Linked DNA regions of Homo sapiens: regions 1 and 3 are each linked to region 2. A link is a contact called in ENCODE Hi-C or POLR2A ChIA-PET data. All regions are on one chromosome and are shown on one strand. The core of a region is the stretch at or near the end of the contact, and the rest is flanking DNA. Distances in the headings are between cores, read along the strand shown. Region 1 has its middle 180 kb from the start of RASGEF1B. Region 2 has its middle 250 kb from the start of RASGEF1B. Region 3 has its middle 330 kb from the start of RASGEF1B.

What was found. Hi-C counts contacts between places; a loop is a spot of excess contacts on that map. ChIA-PET counts read pairs that join two places held with the same protein, here RNA polymerase II (POLR2A). Pooled maps may share reads with other maps.
Region 1: a loop to region 2 is called in a map of naive thymus-derived CD4-positive, alpha-beta T cell, with 2.7 times the contacts of the local background. The contact joins two enhancer-like sites. A Hi-C loop is called at or near these places in 1 of 168 maps with a recorded cell type or tissue (naive thymus-derived CD4-positive, alpha-beta T cell) and 5 of 50 pooled maps. POLR2A ChIA-PET finds 5 or more read pairs at or near these places in 2 of 52 experiments (OCI-LY7 and activated CD8-positive, alpha-beta memory T cell).
Region 3: a pooled map shows a loop between it and region 2 (3-fold over the local background). The contact joins two enhancer-like sites. A Hi-C loop is called at or near these places in 4 of 50 pooled maps. POLR2A ChIA-PET finds 5 or more read pairs at or near these places in 2 of 52 experiments (AG04450 and OCI-LY7).

What each region holds. Positions count from the first base shown.
Region 1 is chr4:81,649,810-81,653,842 of GRCh38, forward strand. No RefSeq gene overlaps it. Among named protein-coding and RNA genes, the nearest start is that of RASGEF1B, 180 kb to the left of the region's middle. Within about 2 kb of position 1,887, at least 4 of the 41 ENCODE cell types and tissues checked have a DNase peak (open chromatin) inside an H3K27ac peak, as active enhancers do.
Region 2 is chr4:81,722,955-81,726,873 of GRCh38, forward strand. No RefSeq gene overlaps it. Among named protein-coding and RNA genes, the nearest start is that of RASGEF1B, 250 kb to the left of the region's middle. Within about 2 kb of position 2,262, at least 3 of the 41 ENCODE cell types and tissues checked have a DNase peak (open chromatin) inside an H3K27ac peak, as active enhancers do.
Region 3 is chr4:81,795,533-81,799,667 of GRCh38, forward strand. No RefSeq gene overlaps it. Among named protein-coding and RNA genes, the nearest start is that of RASGEF1B, 330 kb to the left of the region's middle. Within about 2 kb of position 1,444, at least 2 of the 41 ENCODE cell types and tissues checked have a DNase peak (open chromatin) inside an H3K27ac peak, as active enhancers do.

The sequences.
Region 1 (4,033 bases), core at 637-3,136, 74 kb before region 2:
TGTTCTTTCTCCTTATTTTCACTCAACATAATGTTCTTAAAATATAACCAGTTGATGTAGGTCATTACTTTCAACTGTTCATTTTATTTAAATATTCCTCTAAAAATGGACATTTAGATTGTTTCCAATTCTTTACTCTTACAAACAATGCTACAATACCGATTGTATTATATGACTCTGTGCACTTACACCAGAGTTTCTGTTGGGTATATATACAGAAGTAGAATTATGGAGACTTTAGTATTAAATCTTGAATTTTACTAGATGATGTCAGTATATCTTGAAAGTGGGTCTATCAAATTACATTCCCAAGAGTAACGCAGGAGAGTACCATTGCACCCGCATCCTGACAACTCTCAATATTGTCAGATGTCTTAATTTTTGCCAGTCTGACATATTACAATAAAAGGTGTCCTGTGTTGTTTTAATTTTCATCTTCTTGTAAATTATTGAGTTTGTTCCGGTTCAGATTGCCTTCTTTATGACTTGCCTGTTCACATCCTTTGCACATTCTTCTAGGTGGTTATTTGTCTTTGCTTACTGATTTGTAGAAATTCTTTTAAAATATATTGTGAACAATAGTACTTTATCTATTATTTACAAATATTACAAATTTCTTCTCCCTGTCAATGGCTTCTGTTTTAACATTGTTTATGAGTAACTAGTTACTAATTAAATACAGAAGCCAAAAGAAGTAAGCACAGACTCTGGACTTGGCACTATTACATGAACCCTTCAATAAGCTAAAAGATGAAAAAATTAAGACTCAAAAACAAAGTTGTAACTAGAGGAACCAACGTTTAAAGTTGCATCTGGAAACCACAAATCTAGTGTTCTCCACAAACCAACACACTTTCTCATGTGTTCCCTCTTGCAGAAACATTGTAAAGCCTTATCACTCACTGTTAAAATGTGCAAAGATAGAATTTATGGCATCAGAAATATTTAGGAAAGCTTGCTAAAAAGCCAGAGATTTTTATTTTTTAAAACTGGGATTAGTCATAGAAATATGCATTGTAAACAAGCTTCCCAGGTGATAATGATACAGCCTGCCAGTGAGCCAGACTTTGAAGACACTCTTGACAGACAGTTGAGAAACCAGAGCTCTTACTGAAGCTGGTGGGGGCCCATAGAAAGTCTGGGTGTTCCAGCTGCCAGGGCAAATATTTGATGTGCCTCCCTCCTGCTGATCTAGAGACTCCATGAGGTTAGGGATATGCCTCTTCTGTTTACTCCCAGCATCTAGCACAGTGCCCAACTCGGTAAATACTTGTTGAATGAGGAAATGCTCTACTTAACACATTCTGTAAGCCACTGCCCCTGGCTAGGAAGAGTCTTAGGAAATCCCGCACCTAGCCTCAAATTCTCAACTTATCTCTCCTGTTAAAAGGGAGATAGGCACCAATGATTCATTCCACATGCCAAGTGCTCTTGGCCTCAGTTATTGACCCTCTGGACTGACAATTGTCATCCAAAAGTACATATCATGAAAACAAATGATCCTAATTATGGTTGTATCTATAAAATGACAGTCAATTCAGTAGAGAAGCAAATTTATCTAACTCTTTACTATGTGAAAGCAAATACCCACAGTTTCTTTGTAAGCTAATGCTCAAAAGGTACTTATTAGTTCCCCTTTCCATACCTCTCTTTTCACCTTATCCTGGTTCCATAAAGTAGAACAAGTTCCTAAGGGCCCCATAACTAATGAGTTCTCTTTGAGGAAAGCATGATTCATTGAGCCTAAGCTTTTAGCCCTGACAATTACCTGCATCCAGTTTAAACCACCCCTGTCTTTAATCACAACTGTCAGCATTTTCCTTCCTCTATGCTTTAGTCATACACTGTTGAGAAGATCAGTGGGTCTTCTCTCCAAGGCAGGCCAGCAATGATGCCTTTAAGCTAGATAAGAACGTACCATGGCAGATCTGGCTGTGATGCAATGTTCAGAGATGTTTAGCAGGGAAGAAAAAAAAAGTCAGCATGTCTGAGAGCTTTGTCACCTCCAACCAGTTCCAGTTCCTTAAAGGAGTAGATATCTCTGAATATTCTCAAAAGGTGTAATGAAGAGAGGCCCAGAGAAGTATATCTGAGTGAAAAGTAGGATACAGTCATGAGGGGATGCAGTTCAGGGAGGTTCTCACTTATCTTCGATATTTTTATTTTTAGAAATAACATTAAAATTATTTTAAGTATAAAGATGTCAAAACTCCTTATAGGCTTAATCAAGAAACTCACGGAAATGTTACTGAAAGATAGAATGAAGTCATCTTCTCCATAGCTAGAGGAGGTGATACTGGGACGCTTATTTTCTCATTCCTAAAGTGTGGTGAGATCAGTGGCATGAGCTGCAGGTGGCAGCTGAACAGAGGTGGGCGGAATATCTTCTCTGGAGGAGGGTATGGAATTCATTCTCTCTCTTCCACAGGCCAGCAGCCAAGCACAACCCTCTTCTGATCTTCAGAACAATTGGCTTCTCTTCAATTCTTCCCTGGAAGAGGCAGACTGAAGGGGGATCCACATAGAACTGTTGTTTGGGCCTCCTGCACTGTGGGTGTGTGTGGGAGACACTTACAAGCATAATGCACACAGAGTATAGGAATTTATTGGCTGGTTTCATCAACTGACTGTAGTTTCTACAGCTCAGATGAACCAAACCCATTTTTTTGCCTGAAAAGTTATATATAGCCTCCTGAAAATGTTTTAAGACATGTAATTCTGATTAATTTGCACCTGACTCATAAAACCATTTTTCCTATGAGCTTAGTATTATATGATAATTACTTTCTGATCTTTTTAAAGCTCTTGGCCATGGAAACAGGAAGTGGGAAAACAAACTGGAAAATAAAAAAGTTCAAATTTAGGGCAAAATCCAAGAGTCACGAAAATTCTGGCACTATGTATTTTCTGATCTTGACATCACAAATAACCAGTTTTGCCACAGTTGTTTTGAGAAGAAATAAAGACTAGAGTTAAAACAAAGTGTCTGTGGGAGAAAAAAAAATCATATCCCAATTGTTTCCTTATCTTTTTTACACATAAACTAGTGTTTGATGGGAAAAAACAAGATGGAAAAATGACTCTTGGTCTTCTTATGACAGGTTGATTCATACTCCTCATGTCTCAAAAGCTTCAAGCTTCTCAAGCCTCTCTCCCATGATCCAATCTTTCTCACCTATTATTTGCTTCTCCCCTCTCCCCACAAGTGCAGGTATGTGAGTGTGTGTATATGGGTGTATACATGCATGTGTGTGCATGTATGTGTGTTTGTGTGTGTGTGCATATGTGTCCTTCACTCTTACATCTTATTTCAATGTTCCAGAAGCCAAGACATGAGGCAACCCTTCTTGGACCAATAACTTTCTCTTTTCCCTGGCCATACCCCATGCCCCTGACCTCTGCCTGCCGTCTGACAAATAAGTAATTGTGATTTATGTGATCACAATCAACTCTCATGTCTCTAGTGCTGCCTATGCCCCCCATACCGCATTTGGTACTTCACATGTCTCCCATTTAATCATTAACATAGCCTATGGCATACCCAATAACATCTCCATTATACAGCTAAAAAACCTGAGGATCACAGTATGGAAGTCCCACATCTAGAAAGTTTTGGTTTTAAGTTTCGAACTCATGTCTCAGTGATTCCAAACCCCAAGATGTTTCCTCTACATGACACCTTTAGGAAGAGAAAAGGCCAGAGAGTGTAATAAAGGTTAAGGCACGTTTTATCTAATTGTTTTCATCAAGTTATCTTTAAAGGCAAAGAAGAGTGAACGTATGTGGGAAGGCAGGTGAATCAGCATGTTGGAACTGAAAAAGACGTAGTATGCTTTTGAGGATGTTAGTCTGAAGCACTCAGTTACAAGCAGGTGATTTCTTTGAAGACTTCTATTTATCTTAACAATTTTATTCTAATTTTGCATTGTACTCTATAAATATTGATGTGTGCTATAATGTTAAAGAAAAAGGTTAAAAATACTTGCCATTGACTAAATTAATGCTCTAGGAAGATGTGCCATGTTTCTCCTGC
Region 2 (3,919 bases), core at 1,012-3,511:
TGTGCTTGCCCTCTCCTCTCTGGGCCCACCTGCCTCCCCCACCTTCAAAGGGCAGGCACTCCCCTCCAAAGCATGGTTAAAAAAAGATAGTTCCTAGGTTCAGAGTAAGGAAACCAAGTAGGCAAAAAAGCCACAGGGAGAAAAGCCAGGAATGGGTGGGAGTGGAGGAAATTCTCATTATCTAAACACAAAATTATTTTCCCCCAACCATAAGTTTCATCAACCTGATCCACAGAATTTTGGGAAAAGCCCTGAGAGTGCTTTCTCTTTGATCTAATTCCCAGAAAGACTTCATTCAATCCATCCAAGGGAGTGACTGAACTGGTAATAATTCTCTAGAATAGAGATTTCCCAATTGCTCTATGCTCATTCCAATTTTTTCATTTGTAAGGTATTTTCTATTAGTTTAATCCTTCTCTGTCTCTTTCTCCCTTCCTCTTCCTTTTCCCCTCTCTCCCTCTCCCCCTCTCTCTCCTTAGCCAGCAAAATCTGGCCTAACCAGCAGGCTATTAAACAGCACTTCCACATGCTACAGTCCAATGATTTGGTAATTAATTTTCATAATGATGATCTGGAAGGATTTCTACAGCCTCTTGAAAGATCCAAGAAAATATATACCCTACTGGTTATACATATGCTTTGAGTGTGAGAGGTAGCCTGGGTGTCCAGTTCTGGTGGTGTCATTTACTAGCTGTGTGGCCTCGGGCACGTTACTTAACCTCTCTGCCTATTACCATTTCCTCATCTGTGATACGAGGATACAAAGTTTATTAAGAAAGATAGCAGTTAACACTCTAGTTATGAAATATGTCCTATGAACCAGACACTATGCCAATTGATTTGCCTGAATTATTTTATTTAACCCTCACAACAACTGCTGAGTCAATATTAAGGGGATTTCATCACAGTCTCATTTGTTCAATATTAGCAATACACATATTGTACCTATGGTGACTATAAACCAGAATATCTAATTAATGTAAACATCTCATTTCCTCACTAGAAGAAGACACAGGCAGTCTACTTCAATTATTATCCAAAGCTCTTCTGTTCAGATGCGCTTTTGAATTCAGAAAATTTTTGGACTTTAGAAAGACAATATGGTTCATATAACAAACAGAACACACTGGTCTGGGGCAGCATCCTGTAACTGAACGCATTAACATTTCTGCTCTGAAACATGAATCTTCTCCCTAAAGAGAACAACACAGAGCTTCCTGTCATCTCAAAACAGGTTTTGTTACCAAAAGTCATTCAGAACAGGTAGTTTTACCATCAAATAAGTTAGAAAAGAAAAAAATAAATAAACTTAGGCTATTGTTTGTATTTCAAAATTTCAGATAGGACATTGTGAACTTTATTACACAAAAGCACTAAATAAAGAATCAAGATTCTAGTCCTGGCTCTAGTAGTAACCGCTGTGTAATTGTGGGCAAATTGCCAAGGTGCTCTGGTTTCAGATTCTTCATCTACAAAATAGGTGACTACTACTTTCTCCTAAGTTATACAGAAGTAGCTGTGAAGATCAAATGAGATAGAATTCATCAAAGTATTTTGAATAAGTGAAGTGTTTACCAAATTCAAGCTGTTTATTATCTTTTAAAATGATTTTTTCAATGATTATAGATTTAATTATGCACTACTGCTTCTTGTTTGAATGGCACAGTGTTGCTTACATGGGAAAAGATTCCCCAATTAAATCTCCTTTTTGCATGTATCACTGCTGTTGTTTCTTATACATCAATAAAGATCAGCAAATACATGATGACTGCACTACTGAAATATTTCTCTGGGTTAAACTACAAGAATCACCTCTAGGAAATAATGATAAGCTGCTGTGTCAAATCACTGCAGTTACTGAATACCTGAAAGACCATTTTTTTGTTTTGAAGAAGCAAGCTGTTCAAGTGTCAGGTTGATTTTAACCTGATTTTACAACTTCTTAAAAATCTGCTCATGTCTTCCTTTTCTGGGCGGTCTATGAAGACAGCATTGGCCTGGGAGTTTGATGATCCAGTTGCTAGTCCCAGCCTGACCTCTAATGTTCTGTGTCATCTAGGACAAGTCACAACACCTCTGAGATGAACTCTCCAAGTCCCTGAGCCTAGTCAGACTTTGGGAGGCAAGAGAGGGTTCACTGCTCCTATTTGTTGTCCCCAACAGAAGACTTTCAAGCCCTGGTTGTTCACAGGATTCAAGCCCTGGTTGTTCCTGCCACACACTCCTGGCTGGCTGGGAGCTGCCTTTGCACTGATATCAATCACATGTTGCTGATGTCAGCCCAGCTGTGACAGCTGAGGCCACCACCACCCACAGCTGACTGAGTGAGTCACATCTGCCTGCTTTCTCTTTGACATGAACCTCTCGGAAGCCCAGGGACAGAGCCCATAACCTGCTTCTCCCTTTGCAGCTCTTTATATTCTTTCAGCTTGCACAGTCTCCATGGCTGAGTGATTTGTCCCATTAGCCATGGTTTTACAAAATTAACCATGAATGTTCTCCAGCATCCGTGGTAACCTTTCTGCCAAGGAGCAATTATAACTATAAGATATCTTCTTTTGATGTTGACTTTTACAAACAGAGGATCCCTGGCAATTAAAATGCAATGAGGTGGTTATCTCATTAAAAAAATTATAAATACTCCCTTTCATAGAGACGAAGGACACATTAAGTAACCTTTACTATATAATAAAGCTGGTAATTATTATCAATAACAGAAGGACATTCTGTGTTTTAAAATCCAAGGTCCATGACATATGTGAAATGGTAGGGTAAATGTAATATAGAAAAAAAAAAAACACTAGACTTAGAACCTGAACTTTCCTTGCCCCCAAGGAGGCTGTGATCAAACAGATGAGGCAAAAATATAAAGCGATTATATTATTATATTTATTATATAAAATAATATGTAGGGGTGGAGCAAGATGGCTGAAAAATACTCTCTAGCAATTGTCTCCCCACAGGAACACCAAATTGAACAATTATCCATAAAAGAAAGCACTTCAGCAAGAAGAGTAAAAGATAAACCTACCAAAAATAACAACTATGACTGCTTTTTAAGTGATAGACAACATAAAAGACATAAAAAGAGACAAGAAAAAGTCTAAAAGCAGGATAGGAATTAAAATGTGGAGTGTTTCAGTTTTCTCTTTGCTTGTTTGTAAGCAGAGTTAAGTTGTCATCAGCTTAAAATAATTGGTTATAAGATGTTATTTGTAAGCCTTGTGGCAACCACAAGACTTAAACCTATGGTAGATACACAAAAAATAAAAAGCAAGAAATTAAAAAAATACTACCAGAGAAAATCACTGTTACACAAAGGAAGACAAGAAGGAAGAAAGAAAGGAAGAGGACCAACAAAACAACCAGAAAAGAAAATGGCAATAGTGAAGTCCTTACCTTCAATGATAACATTGAATGTAAATGAACTATATTTTCCCATCCAAAGACAGAGTGGCTGAATGGATAAAAATAGGACTCAACCATATGTTGCCTACAAGAAAATCACTCCACCTATAAAGACATGCATAGACTGAAAATAAAAGGTGGGAAAAAATATTTCATACAAATGTAAACCAGAAAACAGCAAAAGTAGCTCTACATTTATATCACATAAAATATATTTCCAGACCAAAACTGTAAAAAGAGACAAGGTCATTATTAAATGATAAAGGGGCCAATTCGGCAAGAAGATATAACAGTTCTAATTATATATAAGTCAAATGCTGGAGCACTCAGATATACAAAGCAAATATTATTAAAGCTAAAGAGAGGCATATACCCCAATGCAAAATTAGCTGAGAATTTCAACACCCAACTTTCAGCATTGGATAATCATATATACAGAAAATCAACAAAGAAACGCTGAACTTTATCTACACTATGGACCAAATGAACCTAATAGCTATTTACAGAATAT
Region 3 (4,135 bases), core at 194-2,693, 72 kb after region 2:
AGAATTTCTGAGGGGCAGTTGTGATGGGGAGCAGTGAAAGCCAGGGTGAGCCTACAAGCACAGGATATTAGAAATGGAATGCCATCATTTTTGTTTGCTTGTTTTAAAATAGTTCAAAAGAGTGGTCCCCAGATCCTTTTATAGGAAAGATTCTATATTCGTGCTTGGAAAATAAGGTTTCTTCCATTCAGACTGCTTTCCTGATGACCAGGTCTATAAGAATTAGCACCAAATTGCCTCTTGACATAAAAAGGGTATCTTACAAATCTTCTTGAATAACTGGCAGTTTTTCCAGGTACCTGCCAGATATTGAAGTTGTAGTATTTGGAGGTGCAATAAAAAATAGAGAAAGAAGCTGTAGGATTTTCTGTATTGAGGAGGGTTTTAAATCATTATATGTTAGGTTTAACAGTGTTGAGATACATGGAATGGCAGGTTATATGTAGAAGGGGCCAGGATTCTACTAACATGTTACATTGGACAATCAGCATGAAGATTAGGATCCCAGGATGGATGATTCTGGACACACAAGATTTTGAACTGTGCCTTCTAGATTCATCATATAAATTGATACCTGGAATCAGAGTTCAAGCATTAATTGTATAGGGAGGAATCTCCCTAATGAACAGAGTATGAAAACTCTGTAACTATTATGTGCTTCTCTGTGTTCTACCATCTTAGTAAGGGCAGACCCATTGTAGCTGTGGGAGGGAGGCAGGTTCATGGTGAAATCCATCATAATGGCAATCTATCAGTCCTTGTGGATTAGGAGAAAATCTATTCTCCACTTTGGAATTTTGGATGTATCTGGTCCATGCACATTTGTTCCAATGACTGGTGTGTGTAGGAATGGGTCTTATTATTAATCAGGCTACCAGAAGTCTGTATAATCATGTTCAGGGTCTTGAATGGTTATTAAAGGTCAGCCAGTAGTAATATGGCAATAAGGCAGAGCTGTAGTATTTGAGTTACCTGCTCATATACAGAAATAACTAAATGACAGATAATTCATTAAAAAAGATCCTCCCATCTCTTTATTTAATATCTTTTGGGGGCCATTCTTGGGTAAGTCTGAATTTCAGCAAGTTCTCAGCATCTTCTGGCTGCTGGGAAATCTACCTGATTTCCTCCAAAAACAAAAATCTGCTATAAAAAGCAACACATACACCAAGGGAACAGAATAGAGATTCCAGAAGTAAATCCATGCATTTATAGTCAACTGATTTCAACAGACACCAAGAAAATACAATGGGAAAAAGGACTGTCTCTTCAATAAACAATATTGGGAAAACTAGATATCCACAGGCAGGAAAATGAAAGTAGACCCTCATTTCTCATCATATACAAAAATCAACTTAAAATAGATTAAAGACTTAAACATAAGAACTGAAACCATGAAGCTACTAGAAGAAAATACAGGGGAAACAAGACTGGTCTGGGCTATAACCCCAAAAGCACAGAAAACAAAAGCAAAAGTAGACAAATGGGATTACGTCAAACTAAAAAGCTTCTGCACAGCAAAGGAAACAATCAAGAGAGTGAAGAGACAGCCTACAGAATGAAAGAAAGTATTTGTAAACCATACATCTGATAAGGGATTAATATGGAAATATATAAGGAACTCAACTCAATAAGAAGAAAACAACCCAATTTAAAAATGTGCAAAAGATCCCAACAAGTATTTCTCAAAAGAAGACATACAAACAGTCAATAAGTTTCTGAAAAAAACTGCTCAACATCACTAATCATCAGGGAAATGCAAATCTAAACCACAATGAGATATTATCTCACTCCTGTTAGAATGGCTATTATAAGAAAGACAAAGATAACAAGTGTTGGTGAGGATGTGGAGAAAAGGGAACTCTTGCACACTGTTGGTGGGAATGTAAATTAGTGCAGCCATTACAGAAAACAATATGGAGGTTCCTCAAAATATTAAAAATAGAACTACCATAAGATCCAGCAATCCCACTACTGGGTATACATCCAAAGGAAATGAATGAAATCAGTATGCTGAAGAGACAGCTGCACTCCCATGTTTATTGTAGCACTATTCACAATAACCAAAATATGGAATCAACCTAAGTGTCCATCAACAGATGAATGGATAATGAAAATGTGGTATATATACACATATATAGAATATGACTCCACCATAATAAAGAACAAAATCCTATCATTTTCAACAACATGGATGAACTGGAGGACATTATGGTAAGTGAACTAAGCCAGACACAGAAAGACAAACACTGCATGATCTCACTCATATGTGGAATCTGAAAAAGTTGGTCTCATGGAAGTGGAGAGCAAAATGGTGGTTATCAGAGGCCAGGGTACTTAGGGAGAGGGGGAATGGGGAGATGTTGGTCAAGGGACATATAATTACAGTTAGATAGGAAGAATAAGTTCAAGAGATGTACTGTAAAGCATGGTGATGATTAATGATGATATATTGGATTCTTGAAAAAAAAAGCAGAGGTAGTAGTATGTGAGGTAATGCATTTGTTAATTACCTAGATTTAACTATTCCTCAATGTATATATACTTCAATACATCATGTTGCACACAATAAATATATGATTTTAAAGTCTGCTTAATGGCAGATTTGGCAGCTGCTAAATGAATTCAAAGACATAAGTTACATCTTTGATCTTCAGTGCATCTTTCAGAGTTTGAAACTTCTGACACTCCCTGATATTCTGGTTTATAAGAAAAGGCAGTTGACCATTCAGGTGTCAGATAGAGAGTGGATGTAAAGTGCCATGCTGGAAGACTGAAGCCCTACTGGCCCAGCTTAGTCAAGCCACCTGTCTGCTCCATGCTCTATTTATATCCTGGAATAGTCATATTTGATAGACCTCTCCTAGGTAGTGTTTCCAACCTTTGGGAAAGTTAACATAACCTGGAACTATTTGCTTTGGGGACAAAAATGTTGCCACTGCATTGTTGGCAGCATGAATTTCAATCAAAACAATCAAGGTAAGACAAGATCAGGCAAAAATTGTATATAACTTAGGAACAGAAGCTCATTTTCCTCTCGTGTACCAGTCTGGGGTGAGTGTTTCAGGTTGGCTGTCAGCTCTGCTTCATTTGTGCTTTCAGAGCCTTGGGCTGACAATGGTTCTGCCAGCTTCAACATGTGGCTTCCAAAGCTGCCCTGGTCAGCTAGCAGGAAGGGTACAGAGAGGCCATGGAGAAGGCTGTTCACTATCCTAAGAGCCCCAGCCCAGAAGCAGTAAACATCACTTCTACTTTTTATTAGTGAAACCTCAGTCTCTTGAACCACAACTAACTACAGGAGGAGTGGGAAATTTAACTCCTGTCTAGGTAGACATGTGCCCAGCACACTCTATTACTAGGGAAAAAAGGATGAAAAAGTTTGGTAGGCAGATAGCCTAGCAGTTTCTATCATAGAACAAATACAGGTCAGAAGTCCAAATATTTATTGATGTCTTCCAGGTAAAATTCAGATCATTTAGCAGAGGATCTCAATCAGAGTCTGACCTATTAGAATCATCTGGGAAGTTCTTCCTAACCACGTATGCACGAATCCTACCAGATACAATGACAGACCCTATATTTTTCTTGAGAGTTTAAGTAAGGATGGATATGTGTATTAGGATGTGTATTTAGTCAATATTCCTCCGGGTATTGTGAACCAAACACATGACTTCAAGTTTTCAGTCTGTGAAGCCCAGATGAGCTGGTTTTAGAGAGACAACTTCATGACTCAAGCTTTCTAAGGAGCAGACCTAAGAGATGCGAGTCTAGTTCAAAGAATCCCAGAGAGTGACAACACTGAGGCCACATTAGAGGTGGTGTCAAACAAAGATCAATGAGGGAGGTGCCACAGCTTTCCAGATCACCTAGCAGTGGGGACCTGGAGGCAGTACCCAAGCCATGGAGGAGATCAGGTTGGTAGCATGCTGGGTCCACTTAACCAGGGCCATTGCATCAGAAAATACACTTAGGCATGGGAAACCACTCACTCCCTTAATTCACTGGTTCTTAACTCTGCCTGCAGGTAAGAATCCTCCAAAGAGCTCTCAAATTTGCCACTGCCCAAACCACATGCCAGAACAAATGAATCAGAATCTCAGCGAGAAGATGTAAGCTCAGGAATCTCCAGTTTATT